Linked DNA regions of Homo sapiens: region 1 is linked to region 2. A link is an interaction called in ENCODE POLR2A ChIA-PET data of the cell type or tissue named here. Cell type or tissue: GM12878. All regions are shown on one strand. Each heading gives the region's core, and the rest is flanking DNA. Links, peaks and the distances in the headings are about the cores only. Region 1 has its middle 17 kb from the start of TFRC. Region 2 has its middle 19 kb from the start of ZDHHC19.

Region 1 (2,896 bases), core at 181-2,680, 93 kb before region 2:
GAGACTGATACAATTAATCAGAGTCCATCTCTCCCTTCCAGGCACACCTTCACTTCGCTGCAGTTTCTCATGGCCATAAATCCATTAGAGCAAGAAACAGCAAGATTAGTAGAGGGCCATAAATTTAGATTCTGGGCCATTTTACCTGATAAGTCTTTTTGTTCTTTTCTCTTTTTTTGAGATAGGGTCTCACTCTGTCACCCAGGCTGGAGTGCAGTGGAGTGGCCATGGCTCACCGCAGCCTCTACATCCCAGGCTCCAGCCATCCTACCTCAGCTTGCAGCTGGAACTACAAGAGCACGTCCCCACCCCTGGCTAGTTGTTTTGTAATTTTTGTAGAGACAGGATCTTTCTATGTTGCTAGGGCTGGTCTCAAACTCCTGGGCTCCAGTGATCCACCCACCTTGGCCTCCCAAAGTGCTGGGGTTTCAGGCGTGAATCATCATGCCCAGCCAGAAACCAGTCTTAAAAGACTGTATACTATAATGATTCTATTTATATGACATTCTGGAAAAGGTGAAATTATAGAGACCTAAAATACATCAGTGGTTGCCAGAGGCTTGGAGAATGAAGTATAGGCTGAATAGGTAAACCATATATGATATTTTAGGGCAGCGAAACTCTTCTGTATGGTACATGAGACTGCATTTTTCAAAACCCATAGAACTGGCTGGGTGTGGTGGCTCACGCCTGTAATCCCAGCACTTTGCGAGGCCAAGGCAGCGGATCACTTGAGGTCAGGAGTTTGAGACCAGCCTGGCCAACATGGTGAAACCCCGTCTCTACTGAAAATACAAAAAATAGCTGGGCATGGTGGTGGGTACCTGTAATCCCAGCTACTCAGTAGGCTGAGGCAGGAGAATCACTTGAACCCAGGAGGCAGAAGTTGCAGTGAGCCAAGATGGCACTTCTGCACTCCAGCCTGGGCGACACAGTGAGACATCATCTCAAAAAAAAAAAAAAAAAAAAAAAAAAAAACTTTAGCTGGCTGAGCGGCACGCGCCTGTAGTCCCAGCTACTCAGGAAGGTGAAGCAGGAGGATCCCTTGAATCCAGGAGTTCATGAGCTATGATCATCCCACAGCACTCCAGCCTCCGTGACAGAGCAAAACCCTGTCACTAAAACAAAACAAAACAAACAAACAAAAACCCATAGAGCACAAATTTCTCTACAGCACAAATTTCAACCTTAATATATGCAAATGTTAAAGCGGGAGTGGGAGGGTTCCCAGGATGGAATGCAAACTGTTATAAAGAACCTCACCATGCTACAAACATGACCTAACATCCAAGGGGAAGGAAGGGAAGTGCTGGGTGTTGAAGGGGATGGAAGGGAAGTGCTGGGCATTGAAGGGGATGGAAGGGAAGTGCTGGGCGTTGAAGGGGATGGAAGGGAAGTGCTGGGCGTTGAAGGGGAGGGAAGGGAAGTGCTGGGCGTTGAAGGGGAGGGAAGGGAAGTGCTGGGTGTTGAAGGGGAGGGAAGGGAAGTGCTGGGTGTTGAAGGGGAGGGAAGGGAAGTGCTGGGTGTTGAAGGGGAGGGAAGGGAAGTGCTGGGTATTGAAGGTGAGGGAAGGGAAGTGCTGGGCGTTGAAGGGGAGGGAAGGGAAGTGCTGGGCGTTGAAGGGGAGGGAAGGGAAGTGCTGGGCGTTGAAGGGGATGGAAGGGAAGTGCTGGGTGTTGAAGGGGAGGGAAGGGAAGTGCTGGGCATTGAAGGGGAGGGAAGGGAAGTGCTGGGTATTGAAGGGGAGGGAAGGGAAGTGCTGGGTATTGAAGGGGAGGGAAGGGAAGTGCTGGGTATTGAAGGGGAGGGAAAGGAAGGGAAATGCTGGGTATTGAAGGGGAGGGAAAGGAAGTGCTGGGCATTGAAGGGGATGGAAGGGAAGTGCTGGGTATTGAAGAGGATGGAAGGGAAGTGCTGGGTATTGAAGGGGAGGGAAGGGAAGTGCTGGGTATTGAAGGGGAGGGAAGGGAAGTGCTGGGTATTGAAGGGGAGGGAAGGGAAGTGCTGGGCATTGAAGGGGATGGAAGGGAATTGCTGGGCGTTGAAGGGGATGGAAGGGAAGTACTGGGCGTTGAAGGGGAGGGAAAGGAAGTGCTGGGCATTGAAGGGGAGGGAAGGGAAGTACTGGGTATTGAAGGGGAGGGAAGGGAAGTGCTGGGCATTGAAGGGGATGGAAGGGAAGTGCTGGGCATTGAAGGGGATGGAAAGGAAGTGCTGGGCATTGAAGGGGATGGAAGGGAATTGCTGAGCGTTGAAGGGGATGGAAGGGAAGTGCTGGGCGTTGAAGGGGAGGGAAGGGAAGTGCTGGGCGTTGAAGGGGAGGGAAGGGAAGTGCTGGGCGTTGAAGGGGAGGGAAGGGAAGTGTTGGGCGTTGAAGGGGATGGAAGGGAAGTGCTGGGCGTTGAAGGGGGTGGAAGGGAAGTGCTGGGCGTTGGGGGTGGAAGGGACGTGCTGGGCGTTGAAGGGGATGGAAGGGAAGTGCTGGGCGTTGAAGGGGATGGAAGGGAAGTGCTGGGCGTTGAAGGGGATGGAAGGGAAGTGCTGGGCGTTGAAGGGGATGGAAGGGAAGTGCTGGGTGTTGAAGGGGATGGAAGGGAAGTTCTGGATATTGAAAGAGAAGGAAGGGAAGTGCTGGGTATTGAAGGGGATGGAAGGGAAGCGCTGGTCTAAGTGACTTTGGAAATAAGTGAAGACTATAAGACTAAAAATAAAAGGAACTGTACATAAGCACTGAACTCTAACAGCAAAATTGTTTCCCATGGGGATATGGGTTAACAACTGTGAAACCACTCTACATTGTGCTGGGATTGAATGGATGGCAAGCCAGGGAGCCAGGTAGCTCACCGTTGTCTACACACACACACACACACACACACACACACACACAATTCTCTCT
Region 2 (2,896 bases), core at 222-2,721:
CCTTCTTTTTCTTCTTTTTCTTCTTCTTTTTCGTCTTTTCTTCTTCTTCTTTTTCCTCCTCCTCCTCTTCTTCTTCTTCTTTCTTCTTCTGTCGCCCAGGCTGGAGTGTAATGACGCGATCTTGGCTCACGGCAACCTCCACTTCCGTATCTCAAGGAATTCTCCTGCCTCAGCCTCTGGGACTACAGGTGTGCGCCACCACACCCGGCTAATTTTTGTATTTTTTGTAGAGACAGGGTTTCGCTATGTTGGCCGGGCTGGTCTTGAACTCCTGACCTCAGGTGATCCGCCCACCTCGGCCTCCCAAAGCGCTGGGATTACAGGCATGAGCCACCATGCCCGGCCCATCATGTACCCTTCTGATCCTACAAGCGCACTGTGAGGTCGGCCGGGCATGGAGTTTGGTTTCAACTTCACGTTGAGATCGGAGCAGCTCTGAGAGGTCGGGGCTTCATCCAGGGCCACACATCCAGCTGGCAGCAGAGCCACCTGTCCACCCAGCTCTCCGGATGCCCGGCCTGTGCTCCCTACACAGCCGCTTACTGCCCTGCCAGGAAAAGGCAGGCAGGAGGGATCTTTCCACTCCCATTAGGGGCTGAGGAACAGGCATCTAGGAGCTAAATCTGACTGGGGGAGTCTCCCAGCCCAGACAGCCCAGGGCCCTGCCCAGGGGTCAGTGCTTTCACTTGCTGACCTCATGCCTCCACCACTACTCGGGGACAGATGAGGTTCAGCATGACTCAGGTTCAGCCAAAGGATACTAATGGGCCATGGAATAAATCCTGCCTGGAGCCCTGTTCACCTCAGGACTTGTCCTCAGACCATGGACCTTCCTCCCTGGTCACTCAGTCAAGGAATCGCAGGAGATCAGTGCAAGAGTAGCTCTGAATGGGCCGGGCGCGGCGGCTCACGCCTGTAATCCCAGCACTTTGGGAGGCCGAGGCGGGTGGATCACGAGGTCAGGAGATCGAGACCATCCTGGCCAACACGGTGAAACCCCGTCTCTACTAAAAATACAAAAGATTGTCCGGGCGTGGTGGCGGGCGCCTGTAGTCCCAGCTACTCGGGAGGCCGAGGCAGGAGAATGGCGTGAACCCGGGAGGCAGAGGCTGCAGTGAGCCGAGATCGCACCACCGCACTCCAGCCTGGGCGACAGAGCGAGACTCCGTCTCAAAAAAATAAAAAAATAAAAATAAAAAACAGTAGTCCTGAAGCCCCCAGCCCAGCACACCTGGTCTTTGCAGGCCCGAGACACCCACAAGAGTAACAGCAGCGCCTCATTCAGGAGGCTGAGGACTAAGTGAGCAAACGCAGGCCGAGTGCTTCCCCAGGCCTGGACCTCCATTAGCATTCAACTGTGTTGTCATTGCTGTCATTGCTACACTGGAGTCAGATCACTAGGCCTTTAGGAGGAAGAACGTGCCCTTCCTGTTGACAGGCCGGGCCTCTGACCCAGGCGTCTCCTCTCCGTGGGGTGGCAGGAAGGGCCCAGGACTCAGGTGGCAGATCAGGGACCCCCTGGCCTGGCCTCTGCTCAGCTGTGTGATCTTGGGGAAGCCCCGCCTTGCGTCCCCCACCGCCTTGGTTTTCTTCTTGCTGAGAAGTGAGGGAGGTGGCTGGCTGTTCAGCAGGGCCCCTTCCACTTTGGGAATCCCCAGTTTCAGCAGCAGAACTTCCCCAAGCAGAAAGCTGCTGGGAAAGTGGGTGCCCAGGTGGGAGGCGGAAGCCCCAGGGAGAGGCAGACGAAGGTGCCCTGTGCGGGCCCCGCCTCCAGCCTGGTGGACAGTGCCCTGGGTTTCCATGCCCAGACCAGGGCCTTCCTGGAACCGCAGCCAGGACGTGAGAAGCTGTCAGACAGCTGCCTCTGTGTTCCTGGAAGCTGTGGTTCAGGAAAAGTGGGAGGGAGAGAAGGAGGGAGAGAGCAATCGAGGGAGAGCAGAAGAGTGTGAAGAGAAAGAGAAAGACAGGAGGAGGAGCAAGGGGAAGGGAGGAGGCAAGCGTGGAAAGGTGAGAAGAGGTGAGGCAGAGGCCTACGTGGAGAGGCAGAGCCTGGGACGCTGCCTGCGGGGGAGGTCAGGTGAGGAGCAGGGAGGGCGGAGGCTGTGAGCAGCCACCCTGGAACAGAGCTCGGAACACCATTGCTTTTGCCTTCCTTCAGCCTGAAACACTGCCTGGCCACAAAGCAGAAGCAGCAGTTGCTTTCTTAACAGGAGGCAGAGCCGTTGTTGGGTGACCCTCTTCTCATTCCCTTGAAGAATCTCAGCCCATGCCCCCATCCCTTCTGGCCTGGAGACACCAGTGTTGGGGAGTTTTGTGTAAAACAGTAACAAAGACCTCGTGTCCGAAGCAGCACCCTTTACCTCTGTTGTCAGGGCCACAGGGAAACCCGCACCCAGCCGGACAGGAGTCAGAGGCTGTTGTCATGGTAACTGGCATCCCAAGGCCTGGTCTGCCTCCTGCCTCCTTTATCGGGCTATGATGGTCACTGCTTCCTCTGCGAAGCACCTGTCATGTGTGGGGGTTTGTGCCAAGCTCTTTCCATGCACTAGGTAAGCCATGTCATAACCACACGATGAGATACGACTTGTGTGTGTGTGTGTGTGTGTGTTTTCTTCTAGAGATACAATTATTAATCTTACATTACAGGGGGAGAAACCAGGCAGCCCACCTTCAGAGCCCGCGTCTTAACTGTGACCCCACGTTGAAATAAAATGTGGAAACTGCCCACAGACACACCTCGTGGTGGCTACGAGTCACAGGGGCTGCACTTCTGCCTCTTGGGGAGTTGCTTGTTTGCTCCATGCTGGTTTCCTCACCTCAGAAACTAGAATAACAGTTCCATAGAGCAGTCGTGAGGATTGAAGGAGGCAGCCTGGACACTGAGCACAGGCCCTGG

Evidence for each region. Peaks named below come from ENCODE experiments on the same cell type or tissue, not always from the same donor. Only the 100,000 strongest peaks of a DNase experiment are listed, where the experiment ranks them.
Region 1: POLR2A ChIA-PET joins it to region 2 with 7 read pairs; 13 of 35 experiments call an interaction of 5 or more read pairs at or near these places.

Annotation. Positions count from the first base shown.
Region 1 is chr3:196,097,547-196,100,442 of GRCh38, forward strand. No RefSeq gene overlaps it. Among named protein-coding and RNA genes, the nearest start is that of TFRC, 17 kb to the left of the region's middle. In GM12878, for the core only: no CTCF peak of the experiment used is centred there; no DNase peak of the experiment used is centred there; H3K27ac peaks cover 430 bases.
Region 2 is chr3:196,190,806-196,193,701 of GRCh38, forward strand. No RefSeq gene overlaps it. Among named protein-coding and RNA genes, the nearest start is that of ZDHHC19, 19 kb to the right of the region's middle. RefSeq lists enhancers at 55-673, 1,634-1,703, 1,659-2,322. In GM12878, for the core only: no CTCF peak of the experiment used is centred there; DNase peaks (open chromatin) are centred at 1,556 and 2,276; H3K4me3 peaks cover 409 bases; H3K27ac peaks cover 1,993 bases.